Linked DNA regions of Mus musculus: all the other regions are linked to region 1. Evidence: chromatin loops called from intact Hi-C (ENCODE). Cell type or tissue: heart. All regions are shown on one strand. Links, peaks and the distances in the headings refer to the core of each region. The heading gives the core; the rest is flanking DNA.

Region 1 (5,509 bases), core at 1,901-4,400:
TTAGTTATGGTGCCTGTTCACAGCAGTAAAGCCCTAACTAAGACATTATCATTATTACTAATGTTTTCTATGAGTCTTAATAGTTATCTTCATTATATCCTTTATTTCCTAATTTACACTTTGGACACTAGAAGGAAAGTTAGAAATGGAAGTCTATGTAAAAGCCTGATATTTAGAGTAGATGGCTGCTGAGGTTTGGTCTGTGGCTATGCACTGTAATGTTAATACTGGCCCTGAGATCTGGTTGCCCTCAACGAGGCGGTCCTTAGGGATGAGGAGATCCTCTGTACACCAAGTGATGCTATGTAACCTTCCTCCTTAAAACTACTTGTTGAATAAAGAGCCTACAGCCTGTAGCTGGGCAGAAGAGAGGTAGGCGGGGCTTCGGTTGCCAGGCTGGGGTCCGAGGAGAGGAGAAGAAGGAAGAAGAGTAGGTGGGTCACGAGAGCATGGCCAGGAGGGCTGTCCAGGTGGAGTAAGAGCCTGGCAGAGCATGCCAAGTCATACCTCCGGGCTAATGATAACGGAATACACAAAACAGCATAGAGGGCTGGTATCTGCCCAGCTGTAGTGCTTTAAGGCTCATTATAAATATAAAGGTTTTGTTTCTTTTATTTGGGAACTAAATGATCTAAGGTGGAGTAGAAACCCCCAATTTATAGTCACTGCAACATATGGCGGTCTGGATCTTGCCTCTTCCTGACTGACTAGAGTCTGAAAGTACCTTGGCTCTCAGCAGAGCAATGACCTCATTTGCAGAGTAAAGGAAGGGAGATGATTGCCACTAGGGCTTCTCTAAGGCAGTGGTTCCCAGCCTTCCTATTGTTGTGGCCTTTAATACAGTTCCTGGTGTTGTGGTGACCCCAGCCATGAAATCATTTTCATTGCTACTCCATAACTGTAACTTTGCTACTGTTACAAATCGAAGTGTAAAAACCTTGATATTCTCAATGGTCTTAGGGGACTCCCATGAAAGGGTCATTTGATCCCCAAAGGGTCATGACCCATAGGTTGAGAACCACTGCCCTAAGGTTTGTTCCAGAATGTTCTTCCATTTCAGCGTTCTCAGCACACCATGGTTTTCACACCACAGATAGACAGCCATGTTGACGCTTGGCTGTTTTTCTAAAGATTCCCCGCTCTGTGCCTTTAAATATACTTATATTGTGCTGGGGGTGTAGCTCAGTAGTAGAGCGGGTGTCTAGCATGCATAATGGCCTGGATTTCCCACCAAAGAGGAATAAAGGAAAACCAGCAACAGCAAAACAAAAACCAACCAACAGGTAAGTGTGACTCAAAGACAGAAGTGGACAAATTAGGCACTGCACGCTCTCTCCTTATCGTGACCTGTCCTCTGCAAAGAAATGCATAAAGCCTTATATACTTTGGTTTAAAAATACTACTCACAGATTGTATTTCACAGAGGATGATTTTTCATACAGTGAGTATCGCGACCTTGGGTCCTTTGGGGGAATTTTCCCGCTTGTTTCCTATTATGACAAAAATGAGTAACACCCAAATGCAGCCACAACAATTGCTTTCCCATGGCTGGGCTGGATGTGGGAGTAACAGCAGATCTCCCGAACAAGGCAGTGAAGAGCGTCCGTTTCATCTGGCTTCCTCAAGGTAACTGGCAGATAAGGGCCAGCCTTTGTTCCTGTTGTCCTTCTGAGGTTAACCATTGGCCCGATGTTAAACATAGGCTGTCCACTAAGGAACTAGTGACTCCTTCCTGACTCTCACAATCATTAAATCTTTCAAGGTCAACTAAAATGTCACCACCCTAAAGATCTACTGTATAGCATATGCACACCCTCTGTAATATTGTCTATGCCCTTAATTTAAAGTTTGTGTAAAAGGTAGAAAGGTTATTTTTAGACACACACGTCTCGAGGAAATTTTAGGAGGTGATGCTGTGTGTCATGTAAACTATGAAGATGGATGTACAGGCCTACGAATATGTCCAAACTCTGACACTTGTACCCTTTAAATACATACAATTTTTCGTTTATCCCTCACACATCAATAAAGTTGTATTTGTTTGGTTTGCTTGTCTGTTTGTTTAGGACAGGGTCTCTTCTAGCCCAGACAAATCTCAAACTTCCAGGATGGCAGGTGTACCACACTCCAGCAACTGAGCTACATCCTTAGCTCAGTTCTGTGTGCGTGTGTGCGTGCGCGTGCGTGTGCATTTGCATGTGCATGTGTAATATGTGTGCGTGCATTTGTACATACGTGTACATGTTCCTATTTGTGTATTTCTGAGTATGCGAATACAAGCGGAGGCCTGACCACAGTCTCAGGAGAAGTTTCTTAGGTACAGTTCACCTTGTTTTTGAGACAGACAATGAACCTTACCAGGTAGGCCAGGCTGCTCAGCCAGTCAGCACCAAAGTCTATCCATCCCCCCCCCCCCCCCCCCGTATCTCATGTCACTCCCCACCAGGCCACTGTAGGTACCATAATGGCAGCTTTTCTTTTTTCTTTCTTCTAGGGATGGAACTCAGTCCCCATGCCCACAAGGCAGACCAGTTATAGACTGAACCATATCCCCAAGAGCAGAAATTAATAAATGCTGAAAGAAATCACAATATGCTTTTACTCTTCAAGCTCTCAGGTGTAAAAACAGAAAAACAAAAAGCAAACAAACAAAACCCAACAAACTATTCAGTGGGTTTTTTGAGGAAAAAAAAATGTTTTTTAAGGACCTGGGGGTAAGTTTTAAGAAAATAAAAGGATGATGCCCAGATGAGTTTGAGTTCTGCCTAGGGTTCTAGGGGCGTCCATAACAACTCAGTTCTCTTTTCCTAGGAAAGAAAGAAATCGATGGGCTTGCTGGCAAAATTCATAATAAATATACAAAGTAGTGGAGAAGGGAAGGAACAATTAAAAAGTAAGCTATTGACCAGTGAGTGGCTCAGCGGGTGTTGGTGCTTGCTGCCCAGGAGGGCAACCCGAGTTGGATTCTAAAGTTAGCTTTAGAAAAGGCAGACGTGTCTTAGCTGATTTAATCTGCAGGTGGTCATTTTAATCAAGCCTGTGGGAGTTTGGTTTGTTGTTAAAACAAGAGCAGGCGCTCCCCCTAGTGGCGACTTTAACAGTTTCTCAAAACAATGTATTTTAGGCAGACAGGAACATTCTCAATGTTGGTTCCTTTTTCTTCTTTTTTATGTGCACGGTGTTTCGCCTGTACAGCACATGCACGCAGAGTATCTGCAAAAGGCAGAAGACGGTGTCAGAATTCTCGGGACTAGAGTTACAGACGATTGTGAGCTGACATGTGGGCAACCAGGAATTGAACCCAGGTCCTCTGCAATAGCAGTCAGTGCTTGCTCTTAACAGCTGAGCCATCTCTCTAGTGCCCTCTCTCTTGGTTTCAAGTGAGAGTAATGAAAATTTCTGTTGACCACCTTTTGAGATAATTTTTAAAATTCTTTTTCTTTTCAGATTTTACGTATTTATTTATTTGTTTATTTATTTAATATATATGAACGTTTTGCCTGCAGGAATGTATATGCACCATATGCATGCCTGGTACCCAAGGAGGTCAGAAGAGGGCATTAGACCCCCTGGAACTTGGGTTCCGTATGGTTGTGAGCTACCATGTCGTTGTTGGGAACTGAACCTGTCCTCTGCAAGGACCTACTGCTCACTGATAGCTGCTGGATGACAAGGTGACAAGGGAGTCAGTTTTCTTCAGCAATGTAGTGCCTATGAAGATGACCATGTTCTGCGGACGGCTGCACATCCAAAAATATACAAACGGCACAAACTGGACTTGATGAAGACAGAAAAGGAGAGGGAGGGGGAGAGGAAAGGGGAGGGGAAAGGAAAGGGAGGGGGAGGAAGAGAGAGAGGAGAGAGAGTGGGTCTGGGGGAGTTAGGGGAAGAGTAATATGATCAAAAACATATTTTAGGAAATTTTCAAAAAATTAAAATGTTGCTTTAATCTTATGATTAAAGAATTGGGAAAAACTTTAGAAGTTAGCCATCTACATTCCACAAACATTGACGGCCTCTGGAAGGAAAAATCCCCTCATAGAACACTAACGCCCTCACGAGCACTCTTGATCTAACTGTCCTCAGGACTTATCCAGATATGATTATAAATTTCTTTTGATTTGGGCTCTAACATGGTGTCAGGTAACCTTGGATGAAGTTGATCTAGGAAACTGCTTAGGTTACACAGAATAATAACACCTTGATTCATCTATTAGTGTAAGACTAGTTACCATCTACCGGGCAGTGGTGGCGCATACCTTTAATCCCGGCAGTAGGGAGGCAGAGGCAGGCAGATTTCTGAGTTCAAAGTCAGCCTGGTCTACAGAGTGAGTTCCAGGACAGCCAGGGCTACATAGAGAAACCCTGTCTCGAAAAAAACAAAACAAAACAAAAACAAAACAAAACAAAAACCTAGTTACCATCCAACAGCTGTTTTCCCCTCTGTGGTTAGAATTAAGAGAGTTGCCTGGGTGCGGTGGTGGCACACACCTTTAAGACCCAACACTCCTGAGGCAGAGTCAGATGGATCTCTGAGTTCAAGGCCAGCCTGGTCTACAGAGTGAGTTCCAGGACCGCCAAGGCTACACAGAGAAACCTGTCTCAAAAAACAAAACCAAACAAACAAACCAACACCAACAAAAAAACAATCTAACCTCCACCCCTGCTCTTTGCCATTCTCTAAAACATATTCTCTAAGCATACTCCTCATGGATTTTTTTCTTCTACCTTTAGTACAGCCTAAAAGAAAATGATTCTCATTTCTGACAAGGTTTTTGTTTTAGTGATGTGTGTGCAACTCTGTGTGGGTATGTGTGCTGTGAGCACAGGCACCTGCTGAGGGCACACATTTCTCAGGAGCTGGAGTTAACTATAGATGGTTGAGAGCCACCGTGTGTTGCAAACTGAGCCTGAGTCCCTACAGCAGTACCAGATCTTAGCTGCTAAACCATCTCCAGCCCCTAATCCTCATTTTATAATACAGGATCTCATGTATCTCAGGTTTCTCTCAAATTCCTATGTAACTGAGGATGACCTTGGAGTCTCAACCCTCCCGCCGCCTCTTCTCTGAGTATGCGGGTTGCAGGCATGAGCCAACACACGCAGTTTATGGAGAGCTGGAGAAGAAACCTAGGGTCTCCTATGAGATAGGACACCTGAACCAGTCCCCAGGCCCCTGCTTAATTTCTGTCGTTTTTCTTGAGACAGAGTAAGCCTCGGGCTTGCCCCAAACAAATATAATGCTCCTGCCTCAGCTTCCTGAGTACAGGGATTACAGTTGTATGCTGTCATACCTGAGTCCCATATTAATCCTCATTTATTTGGGCCACCATAAGAATGCTGAGCTAGATGGGGAGAACTGGGAGGAATTGGCGGAGGAAAAAGAACATGATCAAATATATTGTATAAAAATTGTTTTCAGTGGAAAAGAATGTTGAGATAAGGAAACCTGCTCCAGAGTTTGGTGACAACCAGTAGCGGTTGTCCACCGGCAGGGACCGATAGCGTG
Region 2 (5,509 bases), core at 1,418-3,917, 180 kb before region 1:
AGAGTACCATTTCCCTGATTTCAGATGACAGCAAATGGTAGTGCCATTTAGAAGGTGAGATTGGAAGCTCACATGATTTTTCCCTGCACACTTACAGTTTATTTTTAATTTACTATGTCAATATCTCTTTTAAATGTGATATTATTAGACACACACTTCTGTAAACTGGTCATTTTGCCCTACGCAAGAGAGAGACTTGCTTACAATTCTGTGTGACATTTGTTTTATAAACTTTTGTCTTAAGAATGGGGCTTCTTCCTGTCACAGGAAAGACTTTACTTTGTACCTTTGGGCCGATGAACAGAAAAGTAAGTTTTTTCTGCCTTTTAGTTTAGCTTTTCTTTTAAATTTATAACAAGGGATCTGCCCCAGTCTTTATTTTAATGATGGTTCGAAGTATTGTGCGTAGGAAAACCTATCCCATTCTATCTGGCTAAAATTGATAAGCATAACCCAAAGCCATTTGTAAAACTGATGTAGGACCTCATGCTGATTTTTAGTCTGGTCTGACTAAGACAGCTCAGCAGTTGGGTGTTTTTCTGGGGCTGTCACTACCACAGCAGAGCCCTGGGGGGGTGGGCAGCAGTTCCTCCCCATCTGTGGCTTCATGTTAAGAATGTCACAGGGCAGCTGTGGCAGTGACACTGGCTCCTTGTATGTGGCAGAATGAAAGACTTCCTGTGTGAGGCATCCCCAGGGCTTGAACTTAAGGTCGGTCGTGACTTAGCTGGTGGGTTAACGCCACTTTTGCAGAGCAAGCTCTTTGCAGTGCACACCCCGTGCCTTATGTATCTGGCACAAAGCTAGGAGGTTCCATCCACAGGGACCCAGTCTCTGTCCTGTCTTGTGGTATAAGGTTCCAGTGCTTTCTCTGGATACATTAGCATAGCAGGGCTGAGCAGCTATGGGGGCTCTGGGCTTCAGTTTTTCTCGGTCCTTGGATGCCAGTTGATGGAGCTCACCATGACCTCCCACAGTCTCCCTGCTTGCCTTAAGAACTCAAGGTGACTGACCGGGAAGCTCATGGTCCAGGGCATTATGCTTTCTATGTTATGGTTCCTTGAGGGTAGGGATGCTAGCTATAAAACCCAGTTTAATTTACATCCCAAGTGAACAGCAAAGTAATTATCTTAGTATTTGTGCATATGATGTTACCGTTCACTTCCTGCTATCAGTTGTTACCGTCTGGTCATAGCTCTCTGACACCCCCCCCCCTCTTTTTTTTTTTTTTTTTTTTTGGTAATTATTTCCATATAAGTTGCAGATATCACAACACTTTGTCACCAAATCCTTCAGATGCCTCTGTAAAGACTAAATCATTTTCTGGGCTGGAGAAATAGCTCAGAGGATCTGGGTTTGATTCCCAGCATCCACACAGGAGCTCCCAATCATCTGTAACCAGTGCCAGGGAATCCTGAACCCTCTTCTGACCTTGGGTATCAGGCATACATGTAGTGTAACAGATATACACGTAGGCAAAACTCCAATACAAATACTTTTTTTAGAAATTAATATATATGTGTGTATATATATTTAAAAGATTAAATTCTAAAATTTAAAATTTAAAAGATTCATTTTCTATGTAGTTCATGTAATATCTGGGACATAATTATACTTAAGAAACTGTTGTTTCCATGAAAGATGATTGTATTTGCTAAATCTGGTCACTGCAGCAGGCTGTATGGTAAGCAAACCTGGGCTTTGCTACACTGTAGACCAGGGCTTGTCCAGACATGATTTAACATACTGGCTTGCAACTTGCAGAAGTCTGTGCTTTTGTTTCTTTGTCTACAAAATTGGAGTTTTCTTTCCATTGCTCTTTTGGTGTTTGACTTCGATACAAATTGCAAAACTGGAAATTCTTATCTTGTAGGACCTATACTTAAAGCTCAGATACAATGAGGCCTCTAGCACAGCCCCAGAGTCTGGCAGGTACCCAGTAGGCAGCTGGCTGTGCTGGCAGCGTGACTGTTTGTGAGCCGATGCAGGAAAAGATAAAGATAAAGACACACTGCTTTTAGAAATGTCGGCAGTTGCATATACAGCTTCTCTTTGCTCTCTTGTTCCCCCTTAGTCACATGCACAAAACACACATGGATGTACACACACACACACACACACACACACATGCACACATGCACACATACACATACACAGAAACATACAGATACAAACACACAGACGTACATGTACACATACATACACACATGCACAGACACATAGACACACATATTTAGACACACACACACACACACACACACACACACACACACACAAGGCCCAGGGCCTCTTCTGGGATTTACAGAGGGCTCCTTGACTAGCCTAACCTGCAGCTATATGACACAGAACAAACATACAAGAACTTTATAGAAACTGGGGGAGGTTTTGAGACTATGAAAGAGAACAGAACAGTGTATTCAGATGGCGTCGGTTCTAAGTAGTCAGGGCAGAGAGGTGCCATGGGTCAGGCTGACCACAGGGAGAACACCAGGGTGTGCCAGAGTCCGCTACCAACGGTGACGCAGGCAAGCTGTCAAGGACTGTTTCAGTGCTAGCCAGGAGTGTTTTCATTTGCTCTGTTTAAGGAGACGGGGTTTCTAAAGGCTTATTTTTATCCTAAACCTCAGAAAGACAAGTTTAGAGATGCCCGAGAAATCTGGCTTCCACCCTTTCTGGAAGGAGTTCTGCCTTCTTTCTTTCTGGAAAGTCCCCCCACTTTGTATTTTTTATACCTTGGGTTGCCAGAGCTGGCTGAAACCAAGTGGTATAAACCCAGCTGCTTACCCAGCTGTTCAGCTCTCCCTTGCAGGAGGTTCTGGGGGGGGGGGGTTGTAATTTTGTAGATGATCTTTTTAACATATAAGTGAGATCCCAAGTCCTTTCTTCTCTGTACAGAACTTCCCTCCCCCATGCTGGACCATAGCTGGCCTCCAGGTGAGGCCCTCTGCTCACTGGCTGATACGGCCACTCCTAGGCACCCCCACTTCTCCTGACACTGTTCTCTAGCCTTGACCACTCCTCCCAGGGAATGAAACTTAAGCCTAACCCTTGAGACTCCTGCAAACAAAACATCCCTATTAGCTTTTGCCCTTGGCAACAGTCCCTTCTCCATTTACAGTAATGCTTTCAAGTAGCCTCTCCAGACCCAAGCCAGATTTGTGTTGCCCACTCCCAACTCCTCCAACCCTCCAACTTCCAGGAATTGAGTTTAGAGCCTTCCACGTGCTAGGCAAGGTAAATGCTACACTGTTTCGAGAAGTCAACAGCCAACTCAGCTGGTTACATGCTGAAGAGCTGAATTTTCCGGTTTAGTTTGCTGATTTCATCCCTAATGACTTCCGTTATTAGGTGTTTCCTGTGCTGACCACTCCATTCTTTGTTTTGTTTTGTTTTTTTCGAGACAGGGTTTCTGTGTGTAGCCCTGGCTGTCCTGGAACTCACTTTGTAATGACCACTCCATTCTTAAGTGATACCTCTGTGCTGTCCAATGGAAAGTACAGGTTTCTTCCAGTACAGGTTTCCTCGGGGCGTTTGTGGAGAAGAAACAGTTATTGCCCTGCCTTTTTCTAGAAAGTTTTGGACCAGAAAAAGCGATCTCTGGAAGATGAAGTAATTATTATTTCCAGGTTCTCCACTCTCATAATTCCAACACTGGTTTAAAGTAGCTTAAGTTCCTGGTACAGTTTCTAGGCATTGGATGAATAGTTTCTGATAGACTGTCAAAAACCGTATACGAGAGATGTATAGGAAGAGACGTTCTTGTAATTCAAGTGTATACCTAGTCTGCTTTCTTCAGCTTACTGCCCCTCTGCCCTCAGCTAGTTTAGGCTTGAGGTCAGGAAATAAGATAAAGCCAGATCTTAGCCAGGCCTGTAATCCCAGGATTTGTGAAACTAAAGCCAGTCTGGGCTGACTCAAGGCTAACCTGTGTAACTCAGTGTTTCAAAATAACAATAATAATAATTAAAACTTTTATTCAGAGCTGGAGATGTAGCTCAGTGGTTGAGTGCTTACCTAGTTTCCCACAGGGCCCTAAATTCAATTCCCAATACCTAATGGGTGAGAAAAAGAGTCACAAAGCTTTTAAATACCTACTTCTAACATGGACAGAGAGTTCCTGCCTGGAGAGGATGAGCCTTGCCAAGCAGACGCTAGAGCAGGACCTCAGAAGCTGGAGGAGCCAAGGAGTCATGTGATTTGTTTCTGCATTTCTATTCCATCAGTCACATCTCAACCCACTGACTTAGCAAGTTATTAGATAGAAACGACGGCTGGACCTCCGTGCCTTAGAGGAGGTGACACAGATACGCCATTTATGCCTGAGCTAGCCAAGTCACTTGTTCACCTTACTTTGACAAGTAGTAAGTCTCTGCAGGTAGCTCTGTCCACTCTAAGCAGCCGCTTCTCTGACTAAAGCTGACCGCAACATCATTTCCTGGGCATAGACATAATTATTTAGAAGGCAGCTGGACACATGTCTGCTAGCTTAAAAGACACCGGGAGTTTTGGCACCAGGGCCTATGCCTTCCAGGCTAGGAGTTTTGGCAGGTTTACAATGCCAAATATGAATTCTGTCTTGTGGAGCAGGCTTCAAATCTAATCAGAAAGTGGTTGGTTATTCCCCTAACAAGCTTGCCACTATTGCGCCAGTAGGTGAAATTTTGCTTGGCCAGTCAGTGACACTCAGGGGTCACATCTGAGTAAGACTGTTGGGTAATTCTTCTTCACTCTGGGCTATTGGCTCTAGCTAGCAGTGAGGGAGCCTCTGGCCCTATTCCACGGTGATTTCTCCATCCTGTGACTGAAGCATATGTTCTCACTTAGTTCTGTTAGGCAACCAAGAGCAGTAGCAGTTGTCTGTATTGTTCTGGAAGCCTCAGAGGTCTCCCCGAACAACAACTCATAGGGAGGTAGCCCAATTCTGACACTGGATTTTCATTTAATAACCTATGGTTTCTGGGAGCATTTTATTCCTATGTTTTTGTTCTTATAAGGAAACTAGTCATATTGGTTCCCGAGTTCATTACCTCATCTAACCTCAGTCACCTCTCTAAAAAAAAAAAAAATCCAGTCTTCAAATATGCTCACATACTGAAGATTTGGAATTAGGACTTAAAAAATATGAATTTGAGATATGGGGATATTAGCCCATGACATAAGTAGGAAGTAGAGGAAGGATTGTGGGAAATAGAAATTGTCTACAGTAGTCATGAAACTCAGTTTGTGTTTGAGCCAGAGGCAGCCATCTCTATAGACATGTCAGGGGTTGACTATGGATGCATGTACAGCTCCTGATGGTGGAGTTACTGGGTGTCAAATGGAAGACCAAACCAAACAAAGCTGGTGTTAACTTGTCTGTCTGATTCTTAGGCTTAATGACAGTGAGACCTGTTAATGTCAGATACAACCATGTTCTCAAGAGATTGCAAGTGATTGCCCAAGAAAGAATTAAAATAAGCAAGCAAGGAGGGCAGACTTTGACAGGCACCTGGCATGTGCTTTTGCTGTG
Region 3 (5,509 bases), core at 1,955-4,454, 70 kb before region 1:
TCACTGGGGACGGGCTTTGAGTTTTCAAAAGCCCACACTCCAGGCCCTGTCTCTGTCTCTTTCATGCTCGTAGCTCAGAGGTAAGCTCTCAGCTACTGCTTCAGCACCATGACTGGCTGCTGGCTGCCAGGACTGCCGCCATGGACTTCAACCCTCTGGAACCACGAGCCCCAAATCAATGTTTTCTCTCATTCATTGCTGTGGTCATGGTGCTTTGTCACTGAGGAAAAATGTAACTATGACAGCCATAGTTACAACCATTTGTTACTGACGTCGCAGAGGATCTGGCGCCCTCTTTTGGCCTCCAGGGTCACTGCATGCATATGGTGCACAGACATACATGCAGGCAAAACATCCATATACATAAAATTAAAAAACAAATACAAAATCTAGAAGCTGCTCTTTAAATTACGTATCAGCATTGTCAGAGGTATTCCACTTATTTCTGTCCCAAGTAAGGGAAAACTGCAGAGTATATAATGGCGCTGAGTTTGCACCTTAGGACGCACCTATCTGGTGTTTGCTTTTTCCCATGTGCATTGATTCAGAGGTTGTATGCCTGCTACCTTAATTTCTTATACCGGAGCAGAGAGCAAAGGGGCCCAGATTCCACAGCTGGGCAGCTGCTGAGTGAGGTCCCGAGGAGGAGCACTCTCAAGCCTTGCTGCTTTCTGTCGTGAGTTGCAGGGAGACCTCGTGAGCCAACTCTTTAGCCAAACCCATTCCTTCACATTTGATTTCTATGTGTTCTGTAAGTTCAATGTTAAACTAGCTGTTGCTGTTATTAAAATGGGACGATTCATACCGTACTATTCTATACAGACTATGGTATTAATGTCAAAAGAAGAACCAACAATGCACTTTTGCGACAGAGTTGGAGTTGCTGTCAGAGGAGATCATCAGCAGGGCAGCTTCAGCAGAAGGCCACCGGTTCTGACTTCATGTTTATGTAACCCAGCTGTATTAAGCAATACACTTTGTATTCAATGTCTAAGACAGAACCTTCCCAGAATGTACAAATAAAGTATTTATATAAACCATAACATTGATTTAAAAATTTTTTTTACTTGAAGAATTGGTACCTGACTTCAGGAAAGCAAGCTCAAAAAAATTGTTATGTATTTCTTTTTGTGTCTCTGTTCTGTTCTCTCTCTCTCTCTCTCTCTCTCTCTCTCTCTCTCTCTCTCTCTCTGTGTGTGTGTGTGTGTGTGTGTGTGTGTATACCAGAGGTTGAGGTCAGGCATTTTTCCTCGGTTGCCATCGCCACCTTTTCTTTTGTGAGAGGATCTCTCACTAACCCTGGCAATGACTGATGTAGCTCACTGGCCAGCATGTCCCAGGGGACTCCCTGCCTCTGCCTTCCCACGGCTAGGGTTACAGACACAAGCCATCGTGCTTCCAAGCCGGAACCTCATGCTCGTGAAGAAAGTAGTTTATCCACTGGGCCACCTCCTCAGCTTCAAATATCTTAAAAGCAAATTGTTGAGGGCAGATCAGGGTCCGTGCTGCCCAGTTATACACTGTACATTTTATTTCATATGGTAACATGCACGTCTGACTCAGCTGACTAAAGTCTCTGTATCAGTCCTTAGTGAAACGATCATGCGTAGCTGGTGTATTGTTAAGAAGCACCTTAATCCATCTCTGCTCAGGGCTTTCACCACTTGGTGTAGCTTCAGACCTTGTCCAGAAACCAAAGGGCTCACCCCAGTTTGCAAACGCTAAGAATATCATAGCAATAAGCTGACAGGTCCCAAATGATACATGCTGTAAAGATAGTTACATGAGAAGGATGCTAAAGAAACATGTGTACGGACATGATAGGACACCCTGCCCAGATGTGTACACACTCAAGACGGAAGACAGGCTTTTCAGAGACAGTTGCTGAGGCCCTATAGAAAGTCTCTGTCTCTCTCTCTCTCTGTCTCTGTTTTCTGTCTCTGTGTCTCTGTGTGTGTGTCTCTGTCTGTCTGTCTCTGTCTCTGTCTCTGTCTGTCTGTCTGTCTCTCTCTCTCTCTGTCTCTCTCTCTCTCTCTCACACACACACATACACACACAACCTTGGTGGGCTTTAGTCTAAATCTGGGGGCATGGGGGTGTTAAAAAGTTACACAGGATTTTATTTTTTAAGTTCAGAATATTTCAGTAGCTATATGAATTATACACAATAACTGTCTTCATTGTGACACTTTCACAAGTGTAGATAATCTACCTTGTTCATATTCACCCTCATTCCCCCCTCTTAGAAAAGCAATGTTATTTATAATAGCAATGACAGGTTTTTTGTTTGTTTGTTTGTTTTTTGAGACAGGGTTTCTGTGTAACCCTGGCTGTCCTAGAACTCATTCCATAGACCAGGCTGGCCTTGAACTCAGAAATTCACCTGCCTCTGCCTCCCAAATGCTGGGATTAAAGGCATACACCACCATGCCCGGCTAGCAATGACATTTATAATAATATTTATAACTATATTTCAGTTCCAATGTCCATCCTCTAATAAATGGATAACGAACAGTATTATTCAACTGTTAAAAATAAGAAGTAGAGCCGGGCAGTGGTGGTGCACGCCTTTAATCTCAGCACTCGTGAGGCAGAGGCAGGCAGATTTCTGAGTTTGAGGCCAGCCTGGTCTACAGAGTGAGTTCCAGGACAGCCAGGGATACACAGAGAAACCCTGTCTTTAAAAACCAAAAAAATAAAAAATAAGAAGTAATGATAGATTTACATCGCATGACATATCTGCAGTAACCGAGCATAAGGACAGTGTCTCCAAAGATGGTTCCTCTCCAGGGCCATGGAAGCGGCGAGGGCGTTTCCCTATCAATTCCCCACGCCCACCTCCTCCCTCCGCCAAAGACCCTGCTACTCACTCACCACCTGGCACCACAGATTTCTCTGTGTCCCTTAAATATTATCACGGAATCAGTGTGTCGTCTTTGGTGACTGACTTCCTAGCATTCCTGATGCTTTGACATTGCACGCATGCAGTGTGTCAGAAGCTCTAAAAATGGTCTCAAGTGCACTGGGTAGATCGAATGGGCCTCAAATTCACAATCCTCCTGCCTCCATACCGAGCTCTAGGTTTATAGTCATGTGCCATTACTCCCCAGCTAAAAACTATACATTTCAATTAGGTAAATGTTACGGTATATAACATTTACTATCTCAAAAGGAGCTGTTTTTTTGGTTTTTGTTTTTGTTCTTCATCTTTTTTTTTTTTTTAAATCAATTAACTTTGTATTTCTTTTATTTCCTATTAGTGTGCGAGAGCACGTGCATGGGTATGTCATGGCATGTACATATGCCAATGACCACCAGAGGGCAGCAAAAGAACAAGATCTCTCCATTTCATAGGCTCCACTCTTGGCAGAAACAAACTTTGAATTTAAGTATTACTCAAAGAGGGGCTATAACTGAGAATCCGTTACAGATCTGGGGATGAGATTGGCAGACTGGAGGGAGCGCGAAGACTGCCAGCCTGCTTCCCTGGCCAGCATAGTTGATGGGTTCTCAGGGAATCTCTGTTTGAGTGAACAGAAGGTGACTGAGGCAGAGCCAGCTTCCCACCTTCTATGAGAAGACAGCCAGCAAGAGAAGGGAACCTGCGTAGAGGTTGCAGGACAGCCAGCCACCTGATAAAAAGGGAGAGGGGGAACCAGTGTCGGCTCCCAGTACCAAGGAACACATTCTAACTGGAACCCTCAGTGACCACACTTGCGGGGACTCAGAAATATTCCCTTTCAGGCAGCACACAGCCACCACACTCTCCTAAAACCCAGAGAGGGAACAGAAGTCAAGGAACAGAGTACCCACTCAACAAAGACAAGACCAGACAAGACCTAAGATTACAGTCATCCCAAACCCTACACTCCCAGGTACAGACACAATAACTCCCAGGACAATGTGTCTCCACTAAAGACCAGCAACCTTCTACCCGTAGGTCCTGAGAAATGTTATATAGTTGAAGCACCAGGCAAGGACTTCAAAATAACCTTCATAAATATGTTAGAGGTCCTTAACAAGGAAATGAATAGCCGGGCGTGGCGGCGCACGCCTTTAATCCCAGCACTGGGGAGGCAGAGGCAGGCGGATTTCTGAGTTCGAGGCCAGCCTGGTCTACAGAGTGAGTTCCGGGACAGCCAGGGCTACACAGAGAAACCCTGTCTGGAAAAAACAAAAAACAAACAAACAAAACAAAAAACAAACAAAAAAACCAAACAAACAAAAAAGAAAACTCAGACTGAGGTACACTGGAAATGAAAAACTTAGGAACTCAAACAGAAAACTCAGGCAAGGGGCTAGAGAGATGGCTCGGTGGTTAAGAGCAAAGACTGAGTCTTGAGTTCAATTCCCAGCAACCACATGGTGGCTCACAACCATCTGTAATGGGATAAGATGCCCCCTTCTGGTGTATCTGAAGACAGCTACAATGTACTCATATATATTAAATATATATTATAATATATATGATTATATATTATATATTCATACTATATATATTAATAAATAAACTTTTAAGAAAGACAAAGGGAAAAAAAAGAAAACTCAGGCAAGCTTCACCAATGGAATACAAGAGATGGAAGAGAGAAGGCATTGAAGATAAAAGAAAAGAATACTTAGGTCAAAGAAAATGTTAATTTTTTTTTTTCGAGACAGGGTTTCTCTGTGTAGCCCTGGCTGTCCTGGAACTCACTCTGTAGACCAGACTGGCCTCGATCTCAGAAATCTGCCTGCCTCTGCCTCCCGAGTGCTGGGATTAAAGGTGTGCGCCATCATGCCCGGCTGAAAATGTTAAAATTTAAAAACTCCTGGCACAAAACATCTAGGAAATCTGGGAAAGTATAAAGAGACCAAATCTAAAGATACTAGAAATAAAGGAATGAGAAGAAACCCAGGGCAGAGGCGTAAGAATATATTTTCAATTAAATCATAAAAGAAAAGTTCCCCAACCTAAAAAAGGAGAGGCCAGGCTGGAGAGATGGCTCAGCGGTTAAGAGCACTGACTGCTCTTCTGAAGGTCCTGAGTTCAAATCCCAGCAACCACATGGTGGCTAACAACCATCTATAACAAGATCTGGTGCCCTCTTCTGGGGTGTCTGAAGACAGCTACAGTGTACTTTCATTAAATAAATAAATAAATAAATAAATAAATCTTTTAAAAAAATTAAAAAAAAAAAAAGGAGAGGCCTATCAAGGTACAAGGAGCTTACAGAACACAAATAGACTGGAAAAGAAAAGAAAGCCCCCTCAGCACATAAGCACATATCAAGACACTAAACTTACAGAACAAAGACAGACTATGGAAAGCTGCAAGAGAAAAAGCCCAAGCAGCGCATGTCAGCAGACCTATTAGACCACCACCTACCGTCTCAACGGAGACTCGAGTCTCCAACTATCTTTATGTGCAGATGATATGATAGTATCCATAAATGACCCTAACAATTCTAATAGAGAACTCCTACTAAAGTAGCTAGATACAAAACGAACTCCCAAAACTCAGCAGCCCTCC
Region 4 (5,509 bases), core at 1,565-4,064, 190 kb before region 1:
TGGTCAGTCCTATAAGCAATGTTAAATGGACTCTGGGTTGTGTTTATATGGTTATTCACATATATGTGATAGTAATTTTAAAAGGCCATGACTTTGGGGAGGGGTGCAGGAGGGGTTAAGAGAGGAGAGTGAGAGAAATGATATAATATTACACACATTTATGAACTTGAAGAAGGTGCTGTGCTGGAATTAGGGATCAGGGCTGGAATGGGTGGTAGCTGTCTATGGAGTTTGTACTCCAGGATGAACCAGCCAATGGTATTTGATTTAGAAGTCAGAGGTGGGGACAGGAGTCCAGTGAGCAACCTGTGAGTGACAAGCATCGAAGGTTACTTAGAAAAGCCTTTTCCTAGTTAACGAATGAAAAGATACTGGGATTGCAGCAAAAGCCCAACCCCTGCTTGAAAATGGGGGCCTAGCATGTCCCCTGAAACAGACTGGGACACCGGGCAGAGCAGCTGATAGGCAGAGGCAGGAGCTTCAGAAGTTCCAGGTCATCCTTCTACATTTGAGTTCCAGGCCAGCCCAGGATACAGGAGACTGTCTCTTTCAAAAAAGACAGAGAATCCGAAGCAGCTGTCATATTCTATTGGTCTAACAAATCACTATAGCCATTATAAATCAAAGGTTTAGCTGGGCAGTGGTGGCGCACGCCTTTAATCCTAGCACTTGGGAGGCAGAGGCAGGTGGATTTTTGAGTTTGAGGCCAGCCTGGTCTACAGAGTGAGTTCCAGGACAGCCAGGACTACACAGAGAAATCCTGTCTGGAAAAAAGAAAAGAAAAGAAAAGAAAAGAAAAGAAAAGAAAAGAAAAGGCCCTGGGTTTGATTCCCCAGCACATCAGAAACCCATGTTGTCAGCACTGGACAAGTAGAAGCAAGATCACAAGGTCATCATCTTCCTACATAGCAACATGGAGGCTAGGCTACACGAAGCTCTGTGTTAAAATTGAAAAAATCGATAAAGGGAAAAAAAAACCAGCAGAGTAAAATAAAATCTAAAAGAAAATGTGAGAGAGAGAGAGAGAGAGAGAGAGAGAGAGAGAGAGAGAGAGAGAGAAGAGGTATGTGCATGGAACCTACACGCATCTATCCTTATTCTTTAGTTTAGGTCACTTACAATCCTTAATACAAAGTAATAACATGGACACCACCACTGTTTGGAAATTATGACGAGGAGAAGAAGAAGAAGAAGAAGAAGAAGAAGAAGAAGAAGAAGAAGAAGAAGAAGAAGAAGAAGAAGAGGAGGAGGAGGAGGAGGAGGAGGAGGAGGAGGAGGAGGAGGAGGAGGAGGAGGAGGAGGAGGAAGGAGGAGGAGGAGAGGGAGAGGGAGAGGGAGAGGGAGAGGGAGAGGAGAGAGAGAAATCTGTGCAGGTGCAATTGTCCTGAGTCTAACTAACTATGTAGTACACCAGCAACAGTGTAACTTTCATCTAAATTCATTTTTTTCATTGCACATACCTCCCCCCCCCCATTTTCTTTTAGATTTTATTTTACTCTGCTGGGTTTTTTCCTTTATCTATTTTTTCAATTTTAAGACAGAGCTTCTTTTGTGTGCTTCTATTTTGCTTGTTTTCTTTCCTCTTTTGAGACAAGGTCTCCCTCTATGGTACAGGCTGCCTCCAGTGTCACGATTATTTGAGTGTTTTCCATCCTGGTGGGCTGACTCCTTAATGATAAGGACACTGGCCTGGCCAAGAAAATGTCAGTTCAGATCTTCCCCTGCAGATGGCATTAGTGACTGATGAGCCTCTCAGCTGTTGAACACGACTGAAATCTATCCCAAGCTGGTAAAGACTAACTTCTCAAGGTTGCTCCCAGTCCGCTGATTAAGCACAACAGGGATATTTAAGGCAGGTCTACATCTGAGATATGTCAGAATTTGGGGACATGCCAGTTTGCCTCAAGGACTACTCTCTCCCCACGGCTTTGCTGAACTTGTAGGTATTACTTTGCACCCAGCTTCCCTACTTGCCTTTTCCCATTAACGAAATCACACCCCACCCCCCACATCCCAACTCCAGTTCCTCTTACAACCTGTACAGCACTTCTTTCTGCTTCATAATAGGGCTGCCGCGTGTTTGTGTGTCTGTATGTGTGTGCCAGTCACGGAACTAACCCTTATTCAACTGATGATGACAAAATAGACAACAAACACCTGCTCTACTTGACTTGCTTCTCTGTTAACGCCCTTTATCAGGACACAGAGCCTTTCAAAATCTGATCTCCGAGGGCTTGGCACCACAAACCCTACAGCATAAGGCCTAGACTACTCAACAGTTAACTCCCTTGCCTTCAGTCTGCGGAGGCAAACGCCTCCTCCTCACTTTCTTGAGGACACACTCTGACTTATTCCTGAAGACCCAGTTCAACCCAACAAGGCTCTGCAGGTACAAATCAGGCACAAGTCAGCAGGCACCTTGTAAAAGCATTAGTTACATTGTACTTAAATCTTCCAAGGAACTCGGGAGATCCTCTGGAGTAAGGGAAACCGCGCGTCCAGCCGGGGTTCCCCATGCTTGGCCCACCGTGGGCCCTCAGCAGAGATCTGAAGGAGAAAGAAAGCGGCAGAGCGAATGGGGAAGGGCGATTTCAGTTCCCTGGATGACCGCGCCGCCTGCAGGGAGAGGATGCAGGCGCAACCCCGCCGAATCGCAGGGGCCGCTGCAGGGCACATGACTGAAGGCCTCCGCCCGGCCCCTCCCGCTTCCCGGCGCAGTCGCCAGCCGTCACCATCACCGCCGCCGCGGCTTGCTGGCGAGCCCCACCAGCCCGCGTCACCGCTCTGCGCGCTCCCTGCACCTCCCTGGCTGCAGCAGCCGGAGAAAACGAAAGCCAGGCGGCCCCGGCACTCGCGATCGCACCGGCTCTGCTGCTCATTCCGGTATCTACTCCAGGGCTGTGCGCACTGCGCGGGCAGCGGCTGAACACGCACGGAGAAGGTGCGGGAGCCGCAGGGGCCCCGGGCTTTGGGCGGCTGCTGCTCGGCCTTGGCGGAGGCTTGTTCCAGCTCGCCGTTCGGTCCCAGGCCTGGCCGGTGAGCTGCGCGCAGTATGGGCAGATGCTGCTTCTACACGGCGGGGACGCTGTCTCTGCTGCTGCTGGTGACCAGCGTCACGCTGCTAGTGGCTCGAGTCTTTCAGAAGGCGGTAGACCAGACGATCGAGAAGGTGAGGCAGGCTAGTGTGTGTGTGTGTGTGTGTGTGTGTGTGTGTGTGTGGTGTCTTTCTAGGCCACCCTCCCATTGCGGACCCTGTGTGGGGAGAGTTGCGTTGGCGCCGAGCCTGCAGAACACAGCTCTTGTTTGCCTCCCCGGGTTGGCAGGATGTGGAGACTTGAGGTGACTCTTCCTTTTAAATAACCTGTAAGTCTACAGATCTCGACTTTGTAGAAAAGCCTTGCGTTTCCGTTCTATCCTTAGCAATTCTCCACACCCCTCTACGCACCCGGTCTATGTTGAGCCCTGTTTCCCTCGCACTTGACAAAGAAATAGAAATGCGTAAAAGCACCGCAGAAGAGGCTGGCTTTGTAGGCTTGCCCGCGCAGCCTTTGAAACGGAGTGAGCCTGGGGATGAGAAGTGGGTGAGAGGTCTATTGTGTTCTCCTTCCTGGGCTGGACAGGGTAGGGTAGGGTAGGGCAGGGCAGGGCAGGGCAGGGCAGGGCAGAGCAGATGGCAAACAGTCTAGGCTTTAGGAATGGGTGACATTTTATCCATTGCAGTTAGTGCTTAGCGGCTCTGTGTCTCGCAGACAGCCCTGTCTCTGTTTCATACTTGTGCTCATCAGCCATTACTTGGGTAATTAACGAATTTGGACCTGTCTCCCAGGGTGTTTGATGGGGCCTGAAAACTGGTCATGTGGAAGACTTCTCCATCCTGGGGCCACCCTGGTCACTTTTTTCTTTTACCCTTTCACCCACATTCACCAGGCACGGTGGAAAGAGGAACTGGAGAGAGTTACTAGGGTCACCTTTTCCTTTAAAAATAAAGAGCTAAACAAATGAGTCACTGGGGTAGCCTTTCTCATTAGCATCATTCTTATGCATAATGTCTCGCTGATCTCTGTTGCTGTCTCCCAGGTACAAAAGCTTAGGCTTGAGAGTCTGCTTGGAGTCACTGTATTCCAGATTAATAAAATTAGTTGCCTTATTCCAAATGCCAATAGATGATGTCCCTAAATAGAGATTCGCAGTAGTAACCAGTTACTTGGAGTCTGGCAATTAAAGATTTTTTTTTTAAGTGTCAAGGCAAAGCCTTATTCAAGCCTTAATGAGATGGCATTGCCAAGAGAAGACCAAGCCTACTGTGTGAGCTTCTCAAAGACCATTGTTGCCCTGATTGTGTGTGTTCAAGGAGAAAAACAAGCCCTTTAAACTCTTGCTTTGGTAGCGTGAGTAAGGAATACAACAGTCAGAATATGATTTGTGGATCCACTTGTGTGTGTGAGTGTGTGTGTGTGTGTGTGTGTGTGTGTGTGCATGTGTCTGGGTGTTTTTGGGGCGGGGGGATCTGGTAAGATAAAGGTTTCTCCTAGCACCTCAGCCATAAACACCGATTCTTGTGAATTCGTTTTTATTCAGGGAGGGGTATCTATCTGGGAAGTAGCGTCCCAGGACCTGAGTTTCTGTTGGCCACAAGTGCTTTTCTTCCTGGGAAGAAACTGACTGATAAGTTATAGCACAACACCAGACTTACAGAACTGCCGGGCCTGAGCTGCAGAGCGGGTGCACCACGGGATGTCTGATAGGAAGGAAATAGATTCATTTCAGCAGATGGAATGGGGATGCTGTAAGTGAACCTGAGGCTACCAGTGTGCACTTTCCTCGGAAACCAGTAGGGTCATCCCAAACAGAGAGAAAGACCAAGAGGACTTTACAGATGAGAAGGGCAGGGAATGAATGTTGGCTCCATGCTCCTGATGAGAAGCCCGGGACTACTTGTGGGATCTTTTCGTTTTCCTTTTGAGATAGAGTGTCATTATGTAGCCCAGGCTGGTCCTTGAACACACAGCTCTTGTCTCAGACTCCCAGGTGCTAGGATTGATCACAAGCATGTACCATGACACCTGGTTCTATCATCTTTTTCCAAGGAAAAGAGTATGCTTTCCCTCCTGGGCTATTGTCAGTGTTTAATGATATGATCGCCACTTTGTTTTTATTAGAAGCCAGTGAGTCTGAGAGCAGGAATCAGACATCTTGTGTTCAGATCCTAAATATACCACTCTGCAGCTTCAACTTTGAGCAAGTTACTTAACTTCTCTAAGCCCCGATTTCTTTTCTTGTGAAAGTGGGAATGGGAAGTGTGATCCGCCATCTTAGCCACTCAGTTGTGTTTCTATGAAGCTCCTGGGCTTTAAGCTTTGGGTCTCATGCTCACACAAGCCTTTCCAAAGCCCTGTGTTTAATTTTATGCCCAAGTTTTCCCTCCTACAAAGGCCCCTTCAAATCACAGAAGCTTCAGGATCCATAAAACCTGTATCTGTGGGCTAAGCATAAACTTCACACTTACGAC

What was found. Hi-C counts contacts between places; a loop is a spot of excess contacts. Peaks named below come from ENCODE experiments on the same cell type or tissue, not always from the same donor. Only the 100,000 strongest peaks of a DNase experiment are listed, where the experiment ranks them.
Region 2: a loop joins it to region 1, with 2.2 times the contacts of the local background. A loop is called at or near these places in 4 of 42 quality-filtered maps.
Region 3: it touches region 1 in a loop (11-fold over the local background); 36 of 42 quality-filtered maps call a loop at or near these places.
Region 4: it touches region 1 in a loop (3.0-fold over the local background); 5 of 42 quality-filtered maps call a loop at or near these places.

Annotation. Positions count from the first base shown.
Region 1 is chr5:92,310,088-92,315,596 of GRCm38, reverse strand. No RefSeq gene overlaps it. Among named protein-coding and RNA genes, the nearest start is that of Sdad1, 2.8 kb to the right of the region's middle. In heart, for the core only: a CTCF peak has its summit at 3,093 (motif pointing left); a DNase peak (open chromatin) is centred at 3,086.
Region 2 is chr5:92,486,157-92,491,665 of GRCm38, reverse strand. The region is part of intron 1 of Scarb2 (scavenger receptor class B, member 2); the gene reads left to right. Among named protein-coding and RNA genes, the nearest start is that of Scarb2, 17 kb to the left of the region's middle. In heart, for the core only: a CTCF peak has its summit at 2,485; a DNase peak (open chromatin) is centred at 2,485; H3K27ac peaks cover 1,121 bases.
Region 3 is chr5:92,379,783-92,385,291 of GRCm38, reverse strand. It overlaps a transcript of Art3 not described here. Among named protein-coding and RNA genes, the nearest start is that of Art3, 4.4 kb to the left of the region's middle. In heart, for the core only: CTCF peaks have their summits at 3,303 (motif pointing right) and 4,384 (motif pointing left); a DNase peak (open chromatin) is centred at 3,333; H3K27ac peaks cover 339 bases.
Region 4 is chr5:92,502,852-92,508,360 of GRCm38, reverse strand. Scarb2 (scavenger receptor class B, member 2) reads left to right here and starts at 2,704. Exons shown (of 12, transcript NM_007644.4): 1 at 2,704-3,169. The coding sequence starts at 3,053. In heart, for the core only: CTCF peaks have their summits at 1,725 (motif pointing right) and 2,633; DNase peaks (open chromatin) are centred at 1,910, 2,730 and 3,500; H3K4me3 peaks cover 2,263 bases; H3K27ac peaks cover 2,281 bases.